Linked DNA regions of Mus musculus: all the other regions are linked to region 3. The links are chromatin loops, found by intact Hi-C in ENCODE. Cell type or tissue: heart. All regions are shown on one strand.

The links. Peaks named below come from ENCODE experiments on the same cell type or tissue, not always from the same donor. Only the 100,000 strongest peaks of a DNase experiment are listed, where the experiment ranks them.
Region 1: a loop joins it to region 3, with 7 times the contacts of the local background. A loop is called at or near these places in 40 of 42 quality-filtered maps.
Region 2: it touches region 3 in a loop (3.0-fold over the local background); 5 of 42 quality-filtered maps call a loop at or near these places.

Annotation. Positions count from the first base shown.
Region 1 is chr11:109,582,456-109,587,455 of GRCm38, reverse strand. Wipi1 (WD repeat domain, phosphoinositide interacting 1) reads left to right here. Exons shown (of 13, transcript NM_145940.2): 5 at 2,264-2,361; 6 at 3,289-3,381; 7 at 4,259-4,329; 8 at 4,977-5,000. The region is part of intron 2 of Gm39442 (a long non-coding RNA gene); the gene reads right to left. Among named protein-coding and RNA genes, the nearest start is that of Gm39442, 6.6 kb to the right of the region's middle. In heart, a CTCF peak has its summit at 2,172 (motif pointing right); a DNase peak (open chromatin) is centred at 2,315; H3K27ac peaks cover 1,412 bases.
Region 2 is chr11:109,616,465-109,621,464 of GRCm38, reverse strand. The region is part of intron 2 of Gm11685 (a long non-coding RNA gene); the gene reads right to left. Among named protein-coding and RNA genes, the nearest start is that of Gm11685, 5.8 kb to the right of the region's middle. In heart, CTCF peaks have their summits at 27 (motif pointing right) and 2,172 (motif pointing right); a DNase peak (open chromatin) is centred at 4,524; H3K27ac peaks cover 491 bases.
Region 3 is chr11:109,443,806-109,448,805 of GRCm38, reverse strand. All of the region lies in intron 1 of Gm45916 (predicted gene, 45916), which reads right to left. Among named protein-coding and RNA genes, the nearest start is that of Gm45916, 6.2 kb to the right of the region's middle. In heart, CTCF peaks have their summits at 3,037 (motif pointing left), 4,013 (motif pointing right) and 4,759 (motif pointing left); no DNase peak of the experiment used is centred here; H3K27ac peaks cover 918 bases.

The DNA of each region.
Region 1 (5,000 bases), 140 kb before region 3:
TGCTGCAGGGACACTGTCCCCACCCCACCCCATTATCCTTATAATAAAAATGGCTCCTGTCACCTCCAGAGTTTCCTTGGCTTCCTTTACTTCCAAAAGATATCGAGGCATCTTACATCCAACATGTTCCGATGCAAGTTTTCTCTCAAAGGCCAGGCTTGCCGCCTCAACCAAAGTGCAGACCTCCAGTGACTTCCACTCCGAGGAGGCTCCGCCCTCCCTTATCAGCGTGGATGATGAGATAGAAAACGTTTGCCTTTCCGGTAGTTGAACGTGAAGTTCCTAGCTAACTGTATTTAATCGTACTCAGGAAAAGCTAAAGCACGCTGACCTTTCCCACTGGGAAGTCCTGTTCGGTTAGGAGTGAACTCTCACAGGGCTCCAGAGGGTAATGGGATTGGAAGAGAGCGAACCTCTGATTGAGAGCCTTGGGCTGAAAACTGTGAAAGAGAATATTCTTTGTATCCCGAGGTCTGAGTGCTCAGCAGTGGAGGGGTCACTGCCAGTGTTAAGTCGAGAGGTCTCCTGAAGGTTTTCTCGATTCAAATCCTTTGTTCAGAACGGGATTTCTTAAACTCCTCCCCCCCAACAGCCCCTTCTCAGTTCAAGAATTTTTTTTAAATGGCTCTGAGCATATATGCAGACAAAATAGATATATATATATATATCAAACACTGGCTGATAATAGATCATAAATTTGTTTTAAAATAATTCTTGGGTATAATCTCACCATTTCCTGAAGACAGTAAAGTTTCCATACTGATGACACAGAAAGCTTGCTTCTTTTCACATGAGCAATCTAATCTCAGCTGAACATATGATTCTGTGTTTTTTTTATTTTATAGTTGGTAGTGCCAAAAGCATTACTTCAAACACCAGGAAGTATATTTAGGAGCATTGCGTGAGTTGTGTTCAAATCCCAAGCCAAGGTTCGTTTAACTTTCTGTTTTGTTTGGTTTTTGTTTTTCAAGATAGGGTTTCCCTGTGTGGCCCTGGCTGTCACTGTGTAGACCAGGCTGGCCTCAAGCTCAGAGATCCTGTGTCTGCCTCCCAAGTGCTGGGACTAAAAGTGTATGTGCAACACCACCGCCTTGGTTCACTTAACCATTTTAAAATGAAATTCAAATCAGCAACTCAGAGAGCAATTTTTATGACTTTAATATATTTTTATTAGATATTTTCTTCATTTGCATTTCAAATGCCATCCCCTTTCCTAGTTCCCTCTCCAAAACTCCCCTATCCCTTTCCCCTCCCCCTGCTCCTCAACCTACCCATTCCTGCTTCCTGGCCCTGGCATTCCCCTGTACTGGGGCATAGAATCTTCCCAAGACCAAGGGCCGCTCCTTCCATTGATGGCCGACTAGGCCATGCTCTGTTACATATGCATCTAGAGACACGAGCTCTGGGGGGTATTGGTTAGTTCATATTGTTGTTCCTCCTATGGGGTTGCAAACCCCTTCAGCTCCTTGGGTACTTTCTCTAGCTCCTTCATTGGGGACCCTGTGCTCCATCCAATAGATGACTGTGAGCATCCACTTCTGTATTTACCAGGCACTGGCATAGCCTCACAGGAAACAGCTATATCAGGGTCCTGTCAGCAAAATCTTGTTGGCATCTGCAATAGTGCCTGAGTTTGGTGGTTGTTTATGGAATGGATCTCCGGGTGGGGTAGTATCTGGATGTTCCTTCCTTCAGTCTCAGCTCTGAACTTTTCCAACACAAGACAATACCAATTTGATAGTAACATTCCAGGCAGTGTGGGGAAACATTGAATGTCTCAGCTTCCTATTAACTGTTGCTTTTTCTCTAAGGGTAGGGAAGTTTGTGTAGAGTAAAACCCTGCAGCTCTCAGCATATGGTAGCCATGAGTCTGAGCCAAGGTGCTCGGAAGGCTGTGTGTGTTAGCGGTGTGGTAGCACACACAGTATGGTGTGTGCACTTTGTGTGTTCAGAACCAAGGCTGCAGCGAAGAGATGCAAACCAGGCTGGTACTGCAGAAACACCCCAGATCCCGTATGTACCTCACTCCGAATTAATCTTTGCCTGCTGTGCATTCAGAAATGTTTCATGGTTGTCAACTTTTTGTGACTGTGTCCCTATGTGACCCCGGGGTGTGGGTGACAAAAAGAAAGGACTAGAACAAGCTACAGAAATACTCAAGCATGTTCCTCTCCTAGCCAGCAGGTGGCAGTAGAGACACATGGTTTTCAGGTGCCCTTTCCAGCCGTGCTCCTTTGGCCTCATGCTGTGTGTTCTTTGCCAGGTCTCTGTGCCCTGTCTATCAACCATTCCAACTCTTACCTGGCCTATCCTGGAAGCCAGAGTACAGGCGAGATTGTACTCTATGATGGAAACTCCCTGGTAAGTTCACAACGGTCCCTGGTGTACCAGCCTGCCCGCCCTGGCCAGCTGGTAAATAGACTTGATAAGGAGGCCCTGTTGCAGTGGGGTGAGCTGTATGGGGGAGCTCTCTGGCCACAGCAGTTGGGTGAAGGAAAATAAAGGGCATCTCTGTTGAAGCTCTCAGTCAATATTAGTTAACATCGCTGTGAGGCAGGTGCCAAAACAAGGCAGAACACCTGCCCACAGTGAAATCATTGAGACAGCTCACAGTCCATCTGCTTATGCTACCCTCTGCTCCCCGAGGGTTCATAGAGCAGGGCAGGATAACTCTGGAAATCCCCTAAAGAAGCAAGCAGAAAGATCCCCTAAAAGCCTGGCTTTGTGTCAGGCACATAGCTGGTCATCCACCTTCCCAAAGACAGGGTAAGGAACACACACACACACAGAGCTCTGAGAATGTCACAGAAGATGGGATGGAAAGGACAGAAGACCCAGGAGAAAGGGTGGCTCATAATAGAATGCTGCTTTCTGTACATGACACAGATTGTCAGTAACCCTGACATTTGCACTAGATCGGGCATGTCATGGAAGGGCTGGGGCGAGGGGCTTATGAGAACCAGCTCCATGTGGCTGTTAAATTGCTATGGTGGGGATAGGGGAGACATTTTCTTCAGTAGCATAGTTGCCCACTAAGTTGCCATTGCTAAGTTGCCCAAGACCCTGTAAGAAGCCCTCATTAGTTCACCAAAACAGAGCGAGGTCAGGGATCGGGGGGAGGGGGAGGAAGAGGGGTTCCTACTAGCAGAGCTCCATAGGAAACGATTCTCAGCTTAACCACAAGTAGCCCAGTGGTGAGCAGGGAGATAAGGCCGAGAGCAAGGAGACGGGGTAATTCATCTTCACCCTTCACCAGTATTGATCTGCACTTCTCCCCAACACCAACAGAAAACGGTGTGCACCATTGCTGCCCACGAGGGGACGCTGGCCGCTATCACCTTCAACTCCTCGGGCTCCAAGCTAGCAAGCGCGTCTGAAAAAGTAAGTGTATTCTGGCTTCCTCTCCTGCCTGGGCTTGCAGAACCCCTACTGAGGTGCGCAGACTGCAGCTGGAGCAGTAATAGCAACGTAAAGATTGACGGGTCTCTAGACCTGCTCAGAAATGGTTTCAGGGTGAGAGTGTTTGGACCCTGCCTGCAGTAGTCCATCAGTGGGTTTGTCCATATCAAAGGCAGACAGCAACGCAGAAGCAAGACACTTGGCATAAAAACTTGTAGTTTAAGCCGGGTGTGGTGATGCACGCCTTTAACCCCAGCACTTGGGAGGCAGAGGCAGGCAGATTTCTGAGTTCGAGGTCATCCTGGTCTACAGAGTGAGTTCCAGGACAGCCAGGGCTACACAGAGAAACCCTGTCTCGAAAAACAAACAAACAACAACAACAACAACAACAACAAAACCTTGTGGTTTTACTGAGAGACCCATGTGCCTATTGTCCCCAGATAAGGATGCATGTCCCATTGTCCACAGATGTGGAGAGATTGGACTCTGTTGACCAGAATAAACAAAGAAGGTGATCAAGTTACATTTCAAATGCCATGTAAACCAGATATATTTTAATAAGCAGAGATAGAATAGTCTATAAACGCAGAACAGTTTGTGATCACACAAGCACACGCACACACACTGAGAGAGCCTTGAACAAGGCTAGGGAGGGAATTTTACATGGGGTACACAGAGTTCCAAGAATTCATATTTGGCACAGTAAATATACAAATAAAAATGCCCCTGCACCCAAAGCTTTGTGCTCCTCCTCAGAGACAGACGCTCAAAGCCAGCAGAGCAAACTGCCTTGGGAAGGGGCCTCATCTCTGTGTGGAGCATCTGTGCTTAGGAAAAGGCCGTCTGCTTTCTCTCCCAGGGCACTGTCATCCGAGTGTTCTCTGTTCCCGAGGGCCAGAAACTCTATGAGTTTCGTCGAGGAATGAAAAGGTCTGTGTCCAGTGTCTGTCTCATTAAAACCTCCCTGGCAGCTGGCTGGGGAGAGGGCAAGGGCAGGCCCTACAGCCTCCTCCTAGAGGTTAAATGCTTTCCAAGTAATAGACTCAGGGCCCCACGGGGGTGGGGGGCATTGTAAAAACAAGGCAAAGAAGAGGGGGGGGGGCTTAATGCTGAGACTTGAGACCAGAAGTCAGGGTCTTTTGATATGGCCATGGGAGGGAAACCAGCACAGGAGAAAGCAGAGGGCCAGGGAATTACACACCGGACACAATGTCCGATCCCTGCACAAAGGGAAATAGGGGGCACCATCCTATGTGAGCGGTTGGGACCGGTTTTTGGCTGAGAGGTTTGCAGCTGGGTCTGTTCAGAGCACCTTGGAGAGGTCCACAGGCTAAGGAAGCAGGGCTCCCATCCTCTGGCTGGGAGGAAGGGCCAGGCCCTGTGGGTTCTACCTAAGCCCAGGGCTCCCCTTGAATCCCTCCCATGTGGCTTTTTAAACATGAACCACATACTGTTGTGGGTGGGGGTGGGGGGGTTAGAACAGCTTGGCCCTTCGAGACACATTTCCCTCTCAGAACAGTGAGGTGATGCCCCTCCCGGTTCCGGCTTATCGGCCCATGTGGTGTTGTTGTCTCTAGGTATGTGACAATCAGCTCCCTGGT
Region 2 (5,000 bases), 170 kb before region 3:
CCAGAGAAGAAATCTCTAGTGTTGTCACAGTGGACACCAGCAGATGGCAGTAATGAGGCTCTGAGTCATAATCTGACTACTTTAGCTGAAGATTCTAGCGTTAAGTATCCACAACAGACAGACCCTCTATACACCACTTGCAGGGTCCTCCTTCCAATGATCACTGGGAAAGTCTACTAAGAGGGGCTGAATGACCTATGAACGGCAGGAGGAAGGGCAGGTGAAATTTGGATAACCACATTGCTGAGCTGTGTCTCCTTCTGAAGTCATTAGGGCTGTGGTATCCTGCAGATGAGTTCAGGGGCTCCGCCCAGACAGACCTTTTCTGATCTCCTGCTGGTACAAGGGAGGTCCTGGCTTGCAAGGTAGACATGGGGACTTATTTTAAGCTTTTAGTCAAGTCAAGACAGCCAAACAGTAAGTGAAAAATGTAAACCTGGTGAGGGACCAGACAGGCATAGTGCAACTCACAAAAAAATAATCCATTCTTTCTATTATAAAATATTGGTCAATATAGTCGTCATTCTTTTTGTAACTAACAGACTTTTCTAATTGGCACACAAAACATCTCAACTAAGCTACAGGATTTTACAGTAGGAAGGAATTGTTTCACCTGGCTTTTCTCGAGCTTAGGTGTGTGGCATACTGAGCTCTGCTCGTTCTATTAGATTACATCTACAGGAGAACGCACCCCACAAAGGAACCACGAGGCATCTTGGTAAAAGAGTGTGAGAAAACTCTTAGCCAGGTTCATGTTAAATGATTCTATCAGCAAAGGGTAGAAAGAGCTGGAATCACACCAGGATAGACTGTGGCGAGAGGCAGGTGGTTTAAGAGTTGGCATCTCAGAAATCAGGAAGCGGGAGAAGCTTGGGTCTGGGAAGGGCATCCATCCGGAGTGAGTCATTTGATGCTATTTCACAGCTGCCGCTGGGCCTTGACTTAAACACCCTCCTGAGCAGCTGAATTTAGGCCTCAGTGGCCTTGTTGTTGACTGTCAAGGCCGGTGCAGTCTGCTTCCCAGGGCTTTTAAAGGGCTGAAGTGAATTGTGAATTCCCCAAGACTTTCGATTTCTTTTCAACACAGCAAATATAAATGAAAGAGCTGGGTGTAGCTCCGGTGGTAGAGTGCTTGCCTGATATGCAGAGTGTCCTAGGTTCGAGCCCCAGGAGCTCATAAACCAGGGATAGTAAATGCTCACGTGTGATCCCAACATGTGTGGCAACAGGAAGATCAGAATTCAAGGACATTCTAAGCTACATAGCAAGTTCAAGGCCAGGCTGAAATACGTGAAACCCTGTCTCAACGATTAATAATAATAATATTATAATAAACAATAAAACAAATTAAACTATTAAAGGTTTCTCACCTCCCACCACACAAGAGCTACCTGGTCCTTTTTCTTACTTCCCTTTCTGCCCGACACCATGTTTCTTTGCTCTGCTATGAGCACTTTGGCTCCAAATGCTTCCTATCTTTCACGACTGCAAAAGCCACTTCCTTCTCCCTCTTGTTCTTTTATCAAATGGAACTTTCTATTTCTATTTCTAAGGAAAAAAAAAAAAAACAACACTGTATCCCTACCAATCCCCAACCTTTCCCTTTGTGTCCTTAGGCCAGTATCTAAGGCAGCACCTACTTTATTTCCCGAGTCCATTGTCTGTCTAGTTATGTCAGCTTGGAGTTTTTTATTTTTATTTTTATACAGTGATTTATCCCCAGGACCTAGAGCAATGGTTGGCTCAAAAAGAACACTCAGTAAGACCCAAGCTCTTGACTAAATAGGCAGACACCTTCCAAACTTCTTCTCCTACAAGAAAGTGGCGAAAGAAGTGAGCGTATTTCACGCTGACATAAAGAAAATAGATTTTAAAAGAGCAAGAGATGGGGACTGGAGAGATGGTATGGTGGTTAAGAGCACCAACTGCTCTTCTAGAGGTCCTGAGTTCAATTTTCAGCAACGATATGGTGGCTCACATCCATCTGTAATGGGATCCAATGCCCTCTTCTGGTGTGTCTGAAGACAGCTATAGTGTACTCATATACATAAAATAAATAAATCTTAAAAAAAAAAAAAGAACAAGATAATGTCTTCAGGTCTCTTCTTGCAGGACTTTGACATCAAGCTGATCTCCATAAGGAGGTCCACTCCATCAGCATGGAACTAAATATCGGGTCGTATCACTAGATGGCGCTGTCCGCCAAGAAGCTCTCTCTCTCTCTCTCTCTCTCTCTCTCTCTCTCTCTCTCTCTCTCTCTCTCTTTTTGAGACAGGGTTTCTTTGTATAGCCTGGAACTCACTTTGTAGACCAGGCTGGCCTCGAACTCAGAAATCCGCCTGCCTCTGCCTCCCAAGTGCTGGGATTAAAGCGTGCACCACCACAACCGGCTGAAGCTCTCCATTCTTGTCACCTCCACCCAACCAATTTCAGGGTGGTGGACTGAGAGGAAACCTTTCACAAAAATAAGACAGAACCTGGTTTCTTTTGATTTGTTGTGTTTTTATTGGGACAGGGTCTCATTTAGTCTAGACTAGCTTTGAATTCACTCTGTAGCCAAGGCTCACCTAAACTCCTCACCCTCGCACCCTTACTTCCTGGGTACTGAGATTACAGAACATGTGCCCACTAGCTTTCATGGTGGTGAAAATTGAAGCCAGGATGTCATGTATCCTAAGCAAACACTCTACCAACTGGGACATAACCCCAGCTCCCAAAGTTCGTTGTTTAAATACTATTTATCAGCTATCCCAGGCTCACCCAGAAGCCCAGGTTAACCCATGGCCCGGAAACAAGTGTTTTAAAGTCTCTTGGCTAGTCAGTCACCGTAGTACATTGGTTTCCTTTTGGAAAACTGTGTCTCCTTGGAGCTTCCTGCTTGTGCTTAGCTTATGTCATCCTGACTATCTGTCTCACCTCTTGCCTCCTGTCTCTGTGCAGATGGAGCACAGGCTAAGATGCTAAGTGTATTTTTAACCTTAAGCCTCCCAAGTGCCCAAATGCTAGGGTTGCTGATCTGCACCACTATGTCAGTCTCACGCTATTCTGGGGACTAACTTGGGGTTCATGCCCACTGGGTAAGCACCCTACCAACAGAGGTACATCCCCTGCCTGTTTTGTTTCTCTGTGGCAGATAATGAATGGCCTTGAACTTCCGATCCACCTGCCTTCATATCCCCAGAGCTGGAATTATAAGCACACAGCATCATTCCTAGTTCCCACACGTGCATGTGTTCTACATGAATGTGTGCATGCATGTGTGCCTGTGTGCAGGTTAGACATATACGTGTGGGGCTGGGGGAGACCAAAACTCAGCCTCAGCTGTCATCCCTCAGGCACCATTCACCTTGTTTTGAGAAAGGGTCTCTCATGGCTTGGAACTTCCCAATTAGGTTCGGTAGCAGGCTAGAGAGCCCCCTGCCCCCACCCCCACCCCCCAGGGATCTACCTATCTCTGCCAGCACAGGGCTGGGAATAGAAGCTCACAGTATCACCTCTGTCTTTTCGATGTAAGTTCTGAGGACCAAACTCTTGCTTGTGAGGCAAGCTTACTAACTGAACTATCTCCCTAACCCAGTTTCACTCTCTTAAGAAGAACTATTCAAGTTGAAGAACGTCAGGGTGCTTGCTGGCATTTCTTCCTGGCCCTTCAGATATCATTTATTCATTTGTGGGGTTGGGTGGTAGTGACCGGGTGTGCCTGGGTTTCACAGACATGGTGGGGGGGGGGAGGATCTGCTGAAGTGTCTGTCCTCCTTCCACTATGGGGGCCTTGGTGAGCAAAAGTACCTTTACCCTTTGAACTGCCTCACAAGCTCCCTGTCCTTTCACTTTTTACAAATAAATCAAGAGATGGGGCCAGCAAGATGGCTGGCTCGAGGCAAAGACCCTTGCTAGGCAAACCTGGAGACCTACATTCTATTCCCAAAACCCAAGTAATGATGAAAGGAGAAAACCCTACAGCGTTGCCCTCTTACCTCCATGTGGGTGCTGTGGCATCAGTATGCCCTCTCCACCACACACTGTCACAAACACATACACACACACACACACACACAATATCACACATACAATATCACACCCACAATATCATACACATGCATACAATATCACACACAAACACACACAATATCACGCACACACAATATCACACACATGCACACAATACCACACCCACAACATCACACACATGCACACAATATCACACCCACACAATATCACACACATGCACACAATATCACACATACACACAAACACACAATATCACACACACACAAATACAATTTATAAATAAAGAGATAAAAATTAATGCAGAAGAAACGTCTCCAATTGGGTGCATTTGTTCAGTTCCACCATGCTACCTCACACAGACTGCATAGATTGGAAAACCAGAAAAGCCCAACTGTGCATTTTGCTCAACCATTCCAAATGCTTCCTGTTTGCAATTCAGGCCAATTTATCTCCTTTCCCAGAAGTCGCTGTGCAGCCAACCCCTCCCCTGTGCTCTGGAAGGTCAGGCTGACTCCTTCAGCTCTCTCCCTGTAGAGACATAACCTTCCTTCTTCCTCCTCTCACCCTGCCTTCACGGCCTGAGCTCTTTCCATCTTTGCCTCTGTGCCAAGTCTCCAGAGACTGGCCCGCTAGGGTCCAAGTTTCTCAGGTCCCCTTCTGGTTATTGGAACACAGTAATAAAGAGAAAGGAAATTTACTGTGGCTTGGTTTTATAAAAATAGAATGGATTTTATAAAAAGAAGACAGGAGCTTGTTCACCCGGTAGTTACTCTAATTAGTGGCAGCTGGGTGGCATGGGCAACCATATTAGTTGACCGGAGGCTTGCGTCAGACAGGATGTCTGTCTCATTTCCAACTTCCCTGTTAATGGCCCCATGCAGACCCTAATCAGCATCTTACAATTAAAGCCTGCTCATTACCCAGATAAGAAGTGTCCCCATTAGGCAAGTAGAGGTCCACAATCTTGTATTACCAATGACATTTAATTC
Region 3 (5,000 bases):
GGGCACTGTACCAACTGAAGCACATGCCTTCTCGGAACGCCAAATCTCTAAGTAAACATCACAGACACCCAACGCCAAGGGCTGGCAAGCATTTGCTATAAAGGGCCAGATAGTAAACTCTTGAATCTTTTCTTATCACAGGATTCTGCCAAAACTATCCAGTGGCCATCATGTAGGGTCCGAAGCAGGCACAGACTGAAAACGAAGGGGGCATAGCTGCCTTCAACAATATTTTATCATGGGTGCAGAAATTTGAACTTCATAAAAATGACCATATGTGAAATATTTAACTGGGGGTGGGGATGGGGAATGGTATGGCATTTGTAGCCCACAATCTATTAAAATAAGATTTGGAGGGTCTGGAGAGATGGCTTGATAACACTCTTGCCGAGTACCCAAGTTCAATTCCCAGCGCCCAAGTTGGGCAGCTCACAACTGCAAGTAACTGCAGCTCTGGGAGATCTGACGCTGTCTTCTGGACTCCTTGGACACCAGCAAGCATCCACAAACACACACATACACACAAATACACGTAACTTAATACTAAGTAATCCTAGGAAGGAAGGAAGGAAGGAAGGGAGGGAGGGAGGGAGAGAGAGAGAGAGAGAAAGAAAGAGAGAGAGAGAGAAAGGAAGGGAGAGGGGGGATGGAGGGAGGGAAGGAAACAAGGAAGAAAACAAGGAAGAAAACAAGGAAGGAAGGAAGGAAGGAGGGAGGGAAGGAAGGAAGGAAGGAAGGAAGGAAGGAAGGAAGGAAGGAAACAAGCAAAATTTGGTGCCAGACTTGGTAGCATGCACTTATAATTCCAGAACCCAGGAGACAAATTCAAGAAGATCATGAGTTCAAGGACACCCTGCTCTACACAGTGAATTACAAAGTGGAGGTAGCACCAGGCAGTGAGGTCCCTGGGGAGCACTTTGGGTCCTGTCACCTACAAGAGTAAAAATGAATTCAGCTGCCTGCCCACCATAGTCTCTTATCCCTGCTCCATGTGTCTCCAACATTGCAATGGCTCTGAGCACCCCAGCCCTGAACACTAAGCTCTGACAGACAGAAAGGTGTTGCTGTTCCTGGTGGTGGCTCACGCCCGTAACGCCAGCACATGGGAGGCTGAGGCAAGACTGTCACAAGTTCCAAGTCAGTCTTCAAAAAGAAAGCATAATCAATCAAACTAAAATAAAAAATTCAGGAGTCACGATAGGGGCTAAAAAGACAGCGAAGAGTGAAGCATTTGCAGCACGGCTTGAGTTTAACCACAGAAGCCCACTGTGACCTCAGTCCTTGGGTGGGGGAGTGCGGCTCAGCTGCCCGCTGGTCGAGCTGAAAGAGCAAACCCCTGGCTCAGTGAGAGACCCTGCCTCAAAAGAATAAGGCGGGAAATAAATCAAGGTACCCGATCCTGACCTCTGACATCCACACACCCAAGCACGGGAGAGCCCACCTTTACACATGTGCACCCCCACAAATGCACAATGGATCATCAAAGTCCCTTTTCTAAACGTGTATTATTTTGGTACAAGAGAGATGGCTCAGCAAATAAAAGCACTGGCTGCTCTTCCAGAGGACCCAGGTTCGAGTCCCACCACCAACACAGCACCTCACAACAAACGGTAACTCCAGTCCCAAGGCATCCAATGTCCTCTTCCGTCCTCTGAGGGCAGCAGGCAGAGATGCAGTGCACGGGCATACATGCAGGCAAAATACCTACACGCATTAAAAGAATACATTTCCATTGTATTTTATGCATACGAGTGTTGTGCCTGAGTGTCTGTCTGTGTGTGGCTTGCGTACAGTGTCTGCAGAAGCCAGAAGACCTTGTCAGATGCCCTGGAACTGTTGTTGCAGACACTGTGAGCATCTATGTTGGTGCTCAGAATGGAACCTGGGTCCTCTGGTAGGGCAGCCAGTGCTCTTAACCACTGAGCAATCTCTCCAGACCCTCACCAAAGTAATTTTCAGATCATAGGTGTGAAAGTCAGGCAAGATCAGGCAGTTGCCAATGCATTAATTAACTGATTTTTTTTTCCATGATGACTCTCTTCAGCTCATTACTTTCTGTCCTTGTATTTAGACCATGTCCTTTCTGTACAAAGGTAGGATGTGTGCCTCTGTCTAGTTGCTAAGGTTATGTGCCCTTTTGAGACAAATGTGTGTGTTTATACTATGTTTCCAAACCCTTTAGCAATTTATCTCTTTTTTTTTTTTGAAGCAGGGTCTTATATAGCCCAGGCTAGTCTTCGACTGCCTATATAGCAGGGGATAACCTTAACCTTTTGATTCTCCAGCTGCCACATCAGTGCTGGGGTTATAGACATAGTTACTGTGCCCAGTTTTAGGGAGTGTTGGGGATTAAACCCAAGGCCTGGTGTATGCTAGGCAGGTACTCTACCAAGTGAGCCGTGGTCCCAGCACACAGAGTTATCGTTTTCACTCCCAGCAGTACATAGCTTCAGGACATTATTATATCTGGGGATCAAATGGAAAATACATCGCAAGTCTGAGTTTCAATCGGCTAAATTCAAGTCGCTTCCAGGTATATATTACACATAGATTCTGTATTCTGTCCAAAATAAACTAAAAATCAAAATCATCAGAATTCAGTTTCTCTCTTCCTCCCTCCCTCCCTCCCTCTCTCCCTCCCTCTGACTTGTCTGGGATGGCCTTGAACTCACTATCCAGCCAAGGACAGCCTTGAACTTCGGATCCTCCTGCCTCCATCTCTCAAGTGCCAGGGTTACAGACCAGTACTACCATGTCCGGCATGATTCTTACTTTTAAAAGCTCCCACATTCTGGAGTTCATTGATAAGCCATCCCGTGATTAGAAGCCACTGCTTTGAAGCTTTAAACAGTCATCAAACCCAGCTCATACGAAGGCAATTCTAACACATTACAGGCTGCGCCACTCCTCGAGATACACAGAACACAGAGGATTGGGCGGCTGTCCTCTACAGATGTGTCTCTAACACAGGTCTGCCATATCCAATAGGTGGGCCAGCCACCAAGGCACACTAGGTCCCCCTGGTGTTCATTTTTATAATGATTCTAACCACACAAGGCTAACAGTTTGAGTTTTCATGCAAAAACAAAAAACAAAACAAACAAAAACCCTATGCATTAAAAGCCAGATTCAAATGACGTCAGTGCACTTGGATCCCTTCCAGGGGAATTTAGACAGCAAGTCTGGCGCCCCAGAACGTATCGCCAACGAGTATTGAGAGCGAACACAACCCGGGCCATGCGTGTGTGTCACATATATTCACCTTTCCTGCCACTCAGGAAGACAAACAGGTTAAGGACCCTAGCAACTTTTTTCCTTAGGATCAAAGATGAAGTCCCTCCTCTCCCCTGACTGTTAGTCCTGTCTTTGTGAATGAACTCCTGCTGTGTAGTACCCACAGCACAGTGAGCTCACTCTGACCCCTCTTCTAAACTACGCCAACCTATGCTGTCTGCAAATCCCATCAGGACTACTGTCTGTCTGTCTGTCTGTCTGTCTGTTTGCTTGTGGTTTTATTTCTCTGGGAGGTGTTATTGAGACAAGGTCCACGTAGCTCAGGGTAGCCTCAAACTTGCTACGAGGCAAGGATGACCTTGAACTAATCCCCTCGCCTCTGCCTCCTAAGCCCCGGGATTACAGGCTTGTTGCCCTGACACCTGGCTCTTCTTTCTAAATATATCCAGGATCCGACTGAATTGCCATCCCTGCTTCTCTCTCTGAGCCAAGCTAAGGTCATCTCAACTGCATTATAACAATGATCTTCCAGCAACACCCTGACACCTCCTAAAATTCCCACACAGCAGCCATAGTGATCCTTTCAGAGCACACACTAACCACAACTCTTCAAGGATGAACCCTAGATAAGCCACATGGTGCTATTACTTTCTCCTCTGGTACAACTATGCCGACCACTGATCAATTCCCCCATCCCCACTCCTTGTTTCCTGGGGTGTTTAAACTGCACGTACGCCCGTGCACCACATACATGCAGTGCCCGAAGAGGCCAGAAGAGGGTATCGGACTCTCTGTTCCTGGAGTTACAGAGGGTTGGGAGCCGCCATGTGTCCACTGAGCCATCTCTCCCTTCAGTATGAATATGCTATATCCTTTTAATTTGCTTGATTCCAAATTTCAGCCCTAAGGAGGCATTCCTAACTGTCCTGTTAAAAAGGATATTTGGGACTGGGGGGCATGGCTCAGTTGGTATGAGGCTCACCTAGCATGCAGGAAGCCCAGAGTTCAATCCCCAGTGTTGCATAAAACCAGACGTGATGGTACATTCGTGTAGGGCGAAGAGTTAAGGCCATCCTTGACTACAGCAAGTTCGAGGTTTCCTGGACCACGTGAGACCCTGGCTCAACCCCCAATTTGCTTCTATTCTTTTACTCTGACTATACCATAAGAGCATTGGTTTCTTCCTCTACTTTCTCTCTCTTCCTCTAAAAAAACACTAGGGAAGACTTTTCTTTTTTTGTCTCTGCTATATCCTGAAGGGTTTGACAAGACCTAGCACATAGCCCCTGGTATTAAAACATTATTAAGAGACTAAACCATGTGAATGAGTGAGGTTTATTATCTTTCACTGATTGACAAACCCCTTTGTTATATGAGTTTTTAAAAATGGTATCTAGGGTCTGGAGAGATGGCTCAGCAGTTAAGAGCACTGCTTGCTCTTCCAGAGGTCCTGAGTTCAATCCTCAGCAACCTAATGGTGGCTCACAACCATCTATAATGGGATCCGATGCCCTCTTCTGGCCTGCAGGCATATGTGCAGATAGAGCATTCATAAGTAAATAAAGTGGTATCTATTTACAATGATAGCTTGAGAATCCGGTGCTAGCATAAAGTGCTTGGTGAGCCCCTGGAGGCTGAACACACTGTGCACAGAAACCACTGTTATTCCAAGACCGGAAGATGGGGTTCCAAGTGCCCATCGTGGGCATACTGTATGGTCTGTTGGCTGAAAGGGACAAGCCTTGATCAATGAGCAGAGCCCAAAG